Regions from separate parts of the Homo sapiens genome. Here region 1 is linked to region 2. Evidence: chromatin contacts called from ENCODE Hi-C or POLR2A ChIA-PET data. All regions are on one chromosome and are shown on one strand. Each heading gives the region's core, a stretch centred on a gene start or an enhancer-like site at or near the end of the contact. The rest is flanking DNA. Distances are from core to core; before and after follow the strand shown.

The links. A loop is a pair of places that touch in the nucleus more often than their neighbours do. ChIA-PET counts read pairs that join two places held with the same protein, here RNA polymerase II (POLR2A). Pooled maps may share reads with other maps.
Region 1: a loop to region 2 is called in a map of gastrocnemius medialis, with 3 times the contacts of the local background. The contact joins the promoter of CYFIP1 here to the promoter of NIPA1 in region 2. A Hi-C loop is called at or near these places in 3 of 168 maps with a recorded cell type or tissue (chondrocyte, gastrocnemius medialis and heart left ventricle), 2 of 37 single-sample maps with no recorded cell type and 15 of 50 pooled maps. POLR2A ChIA-PET finds 5 or more read pairs at or near these places in 2 of 52 experiments (WTC11 and naive thymus-derived CD4-positive, alpha-beta T cell).

Annotation. Positions count from the first base shown.
Region 1 is chr15:22,976,410-22,982,589 of GRCh38, reverse strand. It overlaps CYFIP1 (cytoplasmic FMR1 interacting protein 1), which reads left to right and starts at 2,222. Exons shown (of 31, transcript NM_014608.6): 1 at 2,222-2,303. RefSeq lists enhancers at 1,957-2,925, 2,926-3,893, 5,023-5,524, 5,525-6,024.
Region 2 is chr15:22,783,708-22,789,115 of GRCh38, reverse strand. It overlaps NIPA1 (NIPA magnesium transporter 1), which reads right to left and starts at 2,472. Exons shown (of 5, transcript NM_144599.5): 1 at 2,282-2,472. The coding sequence starts at 2,459. RefSeq lists an enhancer at 1,425-1,534 and silencers at 1,885-2,014, 2,025-2,174, 2,245-2,604, 2,567-2,800.

The sequences.
Region 1 (6,180 bases), core at 973-3,472, 190 kb before region 2:
GGCGTGAGCCACCATGCCCGGCCTATTTTTTCATACTTAATTGACCCATTTATTTTTATCAAATGTCCTTTTTATCACTGATAGTGCCCCTTGAGTTGAATTCTACTTTGATATTAATATAATCACTCCACCTTTCTGATTAGCATGTCCTTTTGCATCTTTTTAATTTCAGCCTCTTTGTGTCCTTATATTTAAATTATGTCTTTTTTTTTTTTTTTTTTTGAGACCAGGTTTCACTCTTGTTGCTTAGGCTGGAGTTCAATGGCGCAATCTCAGCTAACTGCAACCTCTGCCTCCCGGGTTCAAGCGATTCTCCTGCCTCAGTCTCCTGAGTAGCTGGGATTATAGGCATGTGCCACCACACCCAGCTAATTTTGTATTTTTAGTAAAGACGGGGTTTTGCCATGTGGGTCAGGCTCGTCTTGAACTCCTGACCTCAGTTGATCCACCCGCGTTGGCCTCCGAAAGTGCTGGGATTAACAGGCATGAGTCACTGTGCCCGGCCAAAATTATGTCTTCTTAAAACAGAATATATTTGGGTCTCGTTTTTAATCCAATGTGACAATTTCTGTGTTTTAATCCATTTACAGTTAGTAAACGGATTACATGTTTAGTCCATTTACATTCAATGTGATTACTAATGTGGTTGAAGTCTAACTGCTTGCTCTTTGTCTTTGCCTTATGTGCTTTTTGCTCCTTCCTTCCTGCTTTCTTTTGGATCAAGCATATTTTTGTATTCTATTTTATCTCTTTTCTTGGATTTTTAGCTGTATTATTTTTTATTAATTGCTCTAGGGATTACAATATTTTATTATTTTAAGACGGAGTCTTGCTCTGTCGCCCAGGCCGGAGTGCAGCGACACGATCTTGGCTCACTGCAACCTCCACTTCCTGGGTTCAAGCGATTCTCCTGCCTCGGCCTCCCGAGTAGCTGGGATTACAAGCCCACACCACCATGCCCGACTAATTTTTGTATTTTTAGTAGAGACGGGGTCTTCACCATGTTGGCCAGTGTGGTCTCGAACGCCTGACCTCAGGTGATCCGCCCGCCTCGGACTCCCAAAATGCTGCGATTACAGGCGTGAGCCACTGCGCTCGGCCGGGATTACAATATTTTAAATTATCACAGTATAACTTGAATTTGGGTTCTATCATGTCATCTACAATGTAAAAACCTTTGGAATCTAATTTTGAGACTCCACCCTAGGCACAGAAAAGGAGTAATCTGCTGATTTGAAAATGTGTGGACTGGGAACCAGAATGTTATCCAAAGCCCCTGTTTTGCAGGAATGTGAGAAAGTGATATCCGAATATTGAGTCAACTGGTAGATTGTCTCAATCCGCTGGTCAGGATTCATTTGCTGCTTTTTGCCTTACCGCAGAGCACAAGCGGGGGTAACCAAACCTTCATAATCTAGAGACCAGACTAGAATATCTGATGCCCATCCTTACTGTTCTCCGTAAGAACCAGGGGTCGCGGATGAATGGGGAGTGAGGTTGCTGCGGCTGAGCGGGGCGTTTAGGGCAGTTTTCCTAAACACGCCTGTGACCAGCTGACTCCACTCAGCGTTTCCGTGTGAGGTATGTTTCTTCACCGGCCTTTCAAGATTGTTTTTTGGCACGAGCTCAAATCAGGTTTTCTTCCGTCCGCCGTTCCCGCAGGTCTGCGCACGGATTTGTCCCTGGTTCCCGCAGGCAATGGGGCCGCAGGGGCCGGCCGGGGGGGTCCCCAGCGGGCTCTGCGCGCCGACCTGCAGCTGGGACCCGCGCCTGGAACCCTCCCGACGAGCGCAGGTGAGCGCCTCCTGCCAAGTGGGGCGGCGCCACACGGGCGTCCTGGGTGTCCCCCTGAGCTCCTTCCGCAGCTCAGGCCAACCCCCGCCCTGACCCGGTGGAGCCCCGGGACAGGGTGCGGACCCCGTTCCTTCGCGCTCCGAACCGGACGGACCCGCAGGAGGACCCCACGCCCGCTCCGCTCCGACCCCGCCGTCCCGCGCAGGCTGCGGTGACCCAGGCCGGCAGGTAGCCAGGGGCTCTCTGCCTGGGAGGACACCTTCGGCGGCTGGCGTGGGGAAAGGGGCCGCCCGGCCGGGGATGCCCCGCCAGGAGGAGGGAGCGGCCGGGGCCGCGGCCGGGAGGGAGGAGCGCCGGGAGGAAGAGGCCGAGCCGGGAGAGCCCCCGCCCCGGGAGGAAGGGGAGGAGGCCGAGTGTTTCCTGGCGCATTCCCGGCCAGCCCGAGTGACTCACTCGGCCAAGGAAACTCCCAGGGCCCGCCCAGGACCCCCAAGCCGCCGCGGACGCAGGTGAGGAACCCCGCTCGCCCGCGCCTGCCCTGCGGCCTCCGCGGGGTCCGGGTCCCCCTCGGAACCTGGGCCGGCCAGGGCGGCGGCGGGGCCGGGACGGACCCCCCCCTCCCCCCCAACCCCGGCGGCGCGGCCTCCCCGGCGGCGCGGCCTCCGGGATCGTCCTGGTCCCCGCGTCCCCCAGGTCCCGGCCCCGGGCTCCCGCGCCTCCCGGGCTCCAGGTCCCCGCACTCCCTGCACTGGCTTCCCGGTCCCTGCGCCCCCGGCCTTTCGGCCTCGGCCCCGAGCTCCCCGCCCCCGCGTTCACCGCCTCGCGCCCCCGGATCCCGGATTCCGCGCCCCGGCACATGGCACAGCTCCAGTGGCGAAGGAATACCTTAGTGTTTGACGTTTTTGTTGGAAAGTAAGGAGCAGGCAGATTGTTAATGTTGCACTAAGGTCGCGCAGCAAGATCTGAACCCGTTTTTGTTTCGTGCCCCTGTGAGGAGCGGAGGGAGCCTGGTCCGCGGAGCCATTCCGGGCATTCTTGGAGAGAGGAGTTTTGGGCTTTGTTAAGGAGGCGCGATCGTTACGGAGGCAGCACTGTTTCGCACAAGCATCTGAATTGTGTATTTTAAGGCTGAAATGCGTGAGCTTAATTTGCAGCACATTGTGGGTGTGACAAGAAGGGTGCAAGAATAATCGGGAAACGGGGTTGATGGAACGTGTTTTAAGCTGAGAGGGGCGTCTGGACGGTGTCAGCTCCGCTATTAAGTCCAGTCAGGGAGCGGCTGCTGATTGAGCCCAGCGCCGCGTGGTCGCCGCTGGGGACTGAGGCTCGGGAGCGTTTGTTTTCTGGCGGCGGAGGGCACCGTGGCTGCGCCGGGAGCGGTGGTGTTTCTTGCAGTCGTCCGTCGGACTCCGGAATGAGGCGTGGTCGGAGCCGCGGTGATGCCTGGTGCAGTGCGCACATTGCTATGCTTGACAGCTTGGCGGCAGAGTCCCGGCCAGGCCGGGACCCGCGGGGGCCCCACGCATGCTGCCTTTTCCCTGCGGGTGGCCAGCGGTTTTCCAAGTGATGTCTAGATCTGCAGGCACGGAGCCTGGAAGAACGAGTCACGCTGTGAGTGGGCGCGGGCCGTAGCAGGTGTGCACTCGTAGGGCCAGTAGGGATATAGTGCCGGTGCCCTCACTGCGACCGAGGCGCCCTGGAGTCGTGGCGGAGGACGTTTCCTGCGTTAAGACAGGTGTCTGTGCTGCGCTCAAAGAAAATGTACCCCCTAAGTTTGTGTGTGTGTTTAAATTTATTTTAAACTTTTAGTAAGATTCACTTTTTGGTGTTCAGTTCAGTGAGCTGTAGCAGGTGCATGGACTGTAGTGACTTCCACCGCAGTCAGGATACTCAGGAAGGCAGCCTCTCTCCTCCCCGCTCTTGCAGCCGCCTGTCTGTTCCTCAGTCCTCCTGCTTTGCCCATTCCAGAATGTCACATGTGGGCTTGGAGTCTGGCTTGTTTCGCTTAGCATAAGGCGTTGGAGATTCAGCTATGCTCTGGTTTGTCCCTGAAGAGTAAAGATACAAGGGTCTGAAAAGTGTGGCTCTCGGATACAGCCTGAGAGAGAGACTAAAATGATAAAGTGATGAGAAAAATTACAAAACTATAGTTCATTAAAAACATTAAACAGCATAGAACCGTGTATACTAAAAGTGAAATTCCCTCGGTACTTCTAAGTAGTATAATAGTCTTTTCTGTGCATAAGTAATTTTTTAAATAACATAGTGAGATCATATTGCATATATTATCGTCATACATTTTTCACTTAATGATGTTTGGTTACTTAAAGATCTTAGCAATCTTTACATGTTGATATATATAGTCTGTACACACAGATTTCCCTCAATCTTTTAAATAACCGTATAGTATTCCTTTTTTTTTTTTTTTTTTTTTTTTTTTTTTGTGACAGAGTCTTAACTCTGTGGCCCAGACTGGAGTGCAGTGACGCAAACTCGGCTCGCCACAACCTATGCCTCCTGGGTTCAGGTGGTTCTCCCACCTCAGCCCCCTGAGTAGCTGGGATTACAGGCACGCACCACCACACCCGGCTAATTTTTGTCTTTTTAGTAGAGACGGGGTTTTGCCATGTTGCCCAGGCTGGTCTTGAACTCCTGACCTCAAGTGATCTGCCCGCCTCAGCCTCCCAAAGTGCTGGTATTACAGGCATGAGCCACTGTGCCCGGCCAAATCACTATAGTATTCTGTAGTGTGGATGTTTCATAATTTTATCAGCCTCCTGTTGATTGACATTATAGTTATTTACTGTTTTTCACCACTACAGTCAATGCTTGTGTCTGTATCTTTGTGCACATACTCAAGTTTATAATGCTAAAGGTGACTTTGGGTTTAAATAATAGCTAACATCTCCCTCCCTCCTTTGTTTTCTTTTCTTTTATGTTATGTTATTTTATTTTATTTTTTGTGAGACAGGGTTTTGCTCTTGTTGCCCAGGCTGGAGTGCAATGGTGTGATCTCGGCTCACTGCAACTTCCACCTCCTGGGTTCAAGCAATTCTCCTGCCCCAGCCTTCCGAGTAGCTGGGATTACAGGCGCCTGCCACCACACCCAGCTAATTTTTGTATTTTTAGTAGAGACAGGGTTTTGCCATGTTGGCCAGGCTGGTCTCAAACTCCTGACCTCAGGTGATCCACCCACCTCGGCCTCCCAACGTGCTGGGATTACAGGCGTGAACCACCGCGCCCACCCAAAACATATTTTATAGTGTGAAGTTTTAACTAACATGTCCAAGCTATTCTCATTGTTTTTCCTATTAAAATTTAGCCAACCCTTAGAGGCCATTGATAAAGCATGGATTAATTACACTGACATAATTTAAAAACCTTATTTTAGCCAGTGCAATAGTATCAGACAAAGAAAGAAAAGGCATACAAATTGGAAAGGGAAAATTGTCCCTATTTGCTGACAACATGATTATCTACATAGAAAATCCAGGGAATCTATGAAAAAGCTACTAGAACTAATTAATGAGGTTAGCAAGGTCACAAGATACAAAGTCAACACACAGAAGGCGACCTTATTTTTCTTTTTTTTTTTTGAGACAGAGTTTCATTCTTGTTGCCCAGGCTAGAGTGCAATGGTGCGATCTCGGCCCACCGCAACCTCTGCCTCCCGGGTTCAAGCGATTCTCCTGCCTCAGCCTCCCGAGTAGCTGGGATTACAGGCATGTGCCACCATGTCTGGCTAATTTTGTGTTTTTAGTAGAGATGGGGTTTCTCCGTGTTGGTCAGGCTGGTCTGGAACTCCCAACCTCAGGTGATCCGCCTGCCTCGGCCTCCCAAAGTGCTAGGATTATAGGCGTGAGCCACCGGGCCCGGCCTGGCGACCTTATTTCTGCATACAGCAGTGCCCCTTATCCATGGGGAGATACATGCAAAGTCAACACTATACAAGCTGACCTTATTTCTGTTTACAACAGTCCTTGTTATCCATGGACGATACGTTCCAATGGAAGCCTGAAACCTGAGATAAGACAGAACCCTCCGTGTACTGTGGTTTTTTTCCCTATACATCTATGCCTATGATAAAGCTTAATTTACAAATTAGGCGCAGTAAGAGATTACCAACAATAACTGTTCATAATATAGAATAATTATATACTGAATAAAAGTTATATAAATGTGTTCTCTCTTTCAAAATATCTTTTTGTATGCACTCACCTATTTTTGGAGGGCAGTTGACTGTAGGCAGCTATAACTGGGGAAACAGAAATTGCAGATAATGAAACTACAGGTAAGTGGGGACTACTGTACTAGCAATGTACAATTAGAAAGTTAAATTTGGCTGGGCGTGGTTGCTCACGCCTGTAATCCCAGCACTTTGGGAGG
Region 2 (5,408 bases), core at 1,223-3,722:
GAGGCTGTGGCAGGCGAATCGCTTGAACCCGGGAGGCAGAGGTTCAGTGAGCCAAGATCGCGCCATTGCACTCCAGCCTGGGCAACAAGAGCGAAACTCCGTCTCAAAAAAAAATCATAATAAAAAATAAATAAATGAATGAAAGCATAGTATATAGGTATAAGAAACAGCATTTATCTTTTTTTTTTTTTTTTTTAAGACAGAGCCTTGTTCTTCTCGCTCGGGCTGGAGTGCAATGGCACAATTTTGGCTCACTGCAACCTCCCCCTCCTGGGTTCAAGCAATTCTCCTGCCTCAGCCTCCCGAGTAGCTGGGATTACAGGTGTGAGCCACTGCACCCAGCTTATCATGTTTTTTTTAAAAGGCTACTCGCTTGTTTATTTTCCTATTCACCAATTCCTTTGAGCCACATGACCTGGGTTGAAATAACACAGTTTTCCTCAACTTTTTAGAAAACTAACTAAAGCTGGTATTCAGCTTTCCTTCGTTTTTCCCTAATGTCTTACATCTGGTGTTCACGTGTTCTTAGGCTCCTCCTGGTTGTGACGTGCTTTCAGATTCCATGACCTTCACAGAGGACTGGTCAGGTGTACTGCAAGATTTTTTTTTTTTTTTTTGAGATGGAGTCTTGCTCTGCCGCCCAGGCTGAGTGCAGTGGCGGATCCCGGCTCACTGCAACCTCTGTCTCCCGGGTTCAAGAGACTCTCCTGCCTCAGCCTCTCGAGTAGCTGGTACTACAGGTGCGTGCCACCACACCGGGATAATTTTTTGTATTTTTAGTAGAGATGGGGTTTCGTCGTGTTAGCCAGGATGGTCTAGATCTCCTGACCTTGTGACCCGCCCGCCTCGGCCTCCCAAAGTGCTGGGACTACAGGCACCAGCCACCGCGCCCGGCCGCAAGATGTTCTTCTACTCCGGTTTGTGTGGTGTTTTCCTCATGCTTACGCTAGGGCCGTGGATTGGGGAGGTGAGGTGCTTTCTCAGGCCATCCTATTTATAAGGTCACGCGCGTTGACCATCTCACCCAGTCCTGGGGCCTGTCACACGGACAGATGCTCCCTGAAGTGTGGCTGCGGTGTGTGTGTATCTGTGTGCCTTAGAGACAGACACATCTGCATCCTTGGAAAATCATACTTGGTTTTATTTAATTCTATTTAAATTGTATGGGAGACCACTATGCTTTCACTTTAAAGCTAAATTCCTTAAATTATCCATGATTTTATATTTTCATTCGAGACTGTCGGGCCCTTTATCTCTTCTCTGAAGCCAACGCCTGGCTCACTCAGAGAAAGTTTCACCTGCATTCCGCCATGTAAATTACGAGTTCACTTTCTCTCACAACCCAAGAGTCGGGGGCCACATCCTTCCCAGAGAGCTCTTAATATTCTTCTTCTAAGAGTATGGCCAAGAACCACAAGACTTTCTCAGTCCCTCTGGAAGCAATGGAAACGGACTGTTTCACAGCCTGCCATATCCTGCATTGGCAAACCGGTCCCGTCCGGGGCCTCCCAGCACAAACGACACTGACAGAGAGCTCTACCCCGCAGAGCACTACGGAGTGCGGTGCTGCGGCACATCCACCTGGGAAGTGGCCTTGGCCCGTCCAGGGCTTGGTTTTGGATCTGCCGCGCGTGTTCTCCAAACTGAAGATCACTTGTATTCATTTGGTGCAGGTCTAAGGCGCAGCGGGCTCCGTAAGAGCACCCCAGGAACGCACAGCCCTGAGAGCCCGCCCGGGTCTTCCTTTTGCACCAGCGAGGCCCCTGCGGGGGACTGGAAATCCCAGGTCTTGCTCTACCGAGCGTACCCTAGGAGCGGGCCGCGCATCGGCTGAAGCGGCGCTTCCAGGCGGGCGCTGGGCTCGAGCACCCCAGCACCGCGTCCGCAGGAGGCTCCCGGCCGCGGGTTGCGGGCCACGGCGAGGGCTGCCGGGCGGCGCGGGGCAGGTCTTGGACCGAGGGAAAAAGTCAGCCGGGGAAGCCCGCACACCAAAGCAAGCCGCTCCAGCCGCTGAGAACGGAGAAAAGCCGTGGCGTCGGCGAAGCGCCGGACGCTCAGGACGCACCTGTGATTCCTGGGCCGCTCCCGGGCCCGAGCGCCAGGACGCGGCGGCAGCCTGGGCACGCCGCGGGGAGCACCCGCCCGCGCAGCCTTCCCCCAACCTGGGCCCGGGCCCCGACCCCGTCCCCTGCCCCGACCCGGGCGCCCCCACCTGCGACCGCCTTCTCCGCCGCCCGCCTCCCCCACCCGCCCGCCGCCTGCCGCCTGCCGCCCGCCCTACCTCGCCGCTTGGCACGCACGATGCCCTTCTTCTGTAGCACGAACGTGGACCCGTTCACCAGGCTCGACACGACGGCCACGCCCAGGCCGAGCGACACGGCGGCGGGGCTCGGGCTACGCGCCCCCTCCCCGGCCGCCGCCGCCGCCGCCGCCGCCGCTGCCGCAGCTGCAGTCCCCATTCCGCCCGCGCCCGCCCTCCGAGCCTGCGCCTGCGCGCCGCGCCCCGCGGGGCGGGATGGGGGGTGACCGGGAGGCGCGGGCGGGGGAGGGGAGGGGGACGGGTGGGGGAGGAGCAGGAAGAGGGGCGGGGGCGGGACGGGGGTGCCAGGGACCGGCGCCTTAGGCTGCGGGGACAGCAGTGGCGCCGGACGCGGCGGCAGTGAGGGGCCGGTGAGGCGCTGGGTGGGGCGGGGGTTCCCGGATTTCGCAAATGGAAATGCAGGACTCCTGGTTAAGTTTCCAGCGCGGAGAAACACGCATACTTTCTGAGTGGTGTCCTCTGCAATATCCGGGCAGCGGAGCGCGGCAGGACGCACCGGCGGGCAGCGGTCCCCGAAGAGCCTCCAGCGGAGGCCGGCCCAACTCACCGGAGCGCGAAGCCCGGCGCGCCGCTGCAGAGATCGAAGGAGAGCCCTGGCGCTGGGCGTTTCTCTTCCGCCCTTGGCGCTAGAGTCAGCTACATGGGGCTCTGGGCTTGTGATCCCATAGTCTAGTTTCCTCGTTTTAATAAACTACAACAAGCCGGGCGCGGTGGCTCACGCCTGTAATCCCAGCACTTCGGGAGGCCGAGGCGGGTGGATCACAAGGTCAGGAGATCGAGACCATCCTGGCTAACACAGTGAAACCCCGTCTCTACTAAAAATACAAAAAATTAGCTGGGCGTCGTGGCGGAGGCCTGTAGTCCCAGCTACTCGGGAGGCTGAGCCAGGAGAAGGGTGTGAACCCGGGAGGCAGAGCTTGCAGTGAGCGGAGATCACACAACTGCACTCGAGCCTGGGCGACAGAGCGAGACTCCGTCTCAAAAAAAAAAAAAAAAAGAAACAACAACAAAATTACAAGCTTGAAAAATAGGAAAAAGTTATTTTATTTTTTTTGGAAAAAAATATTTTTTAAAGTGACTCAATTCCACAACCCTCACCTAATTATTAGTATTTTAGGTGTTTTCCCATAATGTATACATACTTTTACATGTTTCCAATTACAATATACGAAATTTCCTTTTTATTTAATATATATCAGTTTCTGTATCGGTACATAAATATGATTATTCTAATGACAGTATAATAATTTGTCTAACCATTCAGCCATTGTTGGGTGTTAGGTAGCTACCAGGTTGGTTTGTTTTTTTGAGACAGAGTCTCGCTCTGTCGCCCAGGCTGGAGTGCAATGGCGCGATCTCGGCTCACTGCAACCTTCCGCCTCCCGGATTCAAGCGATTCTCGGCCTCAGCCTCCGAGTATCTAGAATTACAGGCGTCCGCCACCACGCCCGGGTTAATTTTTGTATTTTGAGTAGAGACGCGGTTTCACCATCTTGGCAAGGCTGGTCTTGAACTCCTGACCTCAGGTGATCCGTCCGCTCTACCTCCCAAAGTGCTGGGATTACAGGCGTGAACCACCGCGCCTGGCCGGTTGCTGCCAGGTTTTGTTGTCTATAAACGATGCTACAAGCTGGGCACAGTGGCTCACACCTATAATCCCAGCACTTTGGGGACCGAGGTGGGAGGCTCGCTTGAGCTCAGACGTTCAAGACCAGCCTGGGCAACGTAGCGAGACCCGTCTCTACCAAAAAAAGAAAAAAATTAATTAGCGGGGCGTGGTGGCTTTTACCTCCAACCCCAGATACTCTGGAGGCAGAGGTGGGAGGATGGCTTGAGGTGGAGGTTGCAGTGAGCTGTTATTGCACCACTGCACTCCAGCCTGGGCAACAGAGCAAGATTGTCTCAAAAACAAACGAAAAGTATAAACCTTTTGGCAGCTTTGCATACAGCATTATTATTTTGTGAAGAAATATAAAATAGGGCCGGGGAGGTGGCTCATGACTGTAATCCCAGCACTTTGGGAGGCGGAGGCGGACGGATCCGGAGGTCAGGTGGATGGATCAGGAGGTCAAGAGATCGAGACCATCCTAGCTAACACGATGAAACCCGGTCTCTACTAAAAATACAAAAAATTAGCCGGGCATGGTGGAGGGCGCCTGTAGTCCCAGCTACTCAGGAGGCTGAGGCAGGAGAATGGCGTGAACCCGGGAGGCGGAGCTTGCAGTGAGCCGAGATGGCACCACTGCACTCCAGCCTGGGCGACGGAGTGAGACTCCGTCTCAAAAAAAAAAAGAAAAAAAAAAGAACTCCACCCCAGACATTTTTCCATGTGAGTACATAGGTTAAATGACAGGCATATTTTATCTGATGGGGAAACACATATGGGATTTTAATTAAAAACATAAAACTATATTTTGCTTGAATTTAACAAAAGAAAAACTGAAATGAAACTACAGTAACTACTGAATGACAAACATTATTTTGCCATGAGATATTACTTCCTAAAAGATACACCTAAAATTAAAGTTAGTAGGCCAGGTACAGTGGCTCATGCCTATAATCCCAGTACTTTGGGAGGCCAAGGCCAGCAGATCACTTGAGCCCAGGAGTTTGAGATCAGCCTGGGCAACATGATGAAACCCCATCTCTGCAAAAAAATACAAAAATTAGCCAGGCATGGTGACATGTGCTTGTAGTCCCAGCTACTCAGGAGGCTATGGGAGGATCACTTGACCCCAGAAGTTGAGGCTACAGTGAGCCATGATCACGCCACTGCACTCCAGCCTGGGCAACAGAAGTGAGACCCTGTCTCAAAAAAAAAAAAAAAAAAGTGAGAAACACTAAGAGGGTGGGAGTTACGTTTATTTTAACTCTGGGTTTCAATTTTGGGCTATCAATTGATTCCTTGCAAGGAGAAATGAGGAAATCAGTTCACTTTTCAGCTCCCTAAAAAATTTTTTTTTCGTCTTATGTTTTGAGATGGAGTCTTGCTCTGTCACCCAGGCTGGAGTGCAGTGGCGTGATCTTGGCTCACTGCAACCTACGCTTCATGGGTTCAACCAATTCTCTGCTTCAGCCTCCCAAGTAG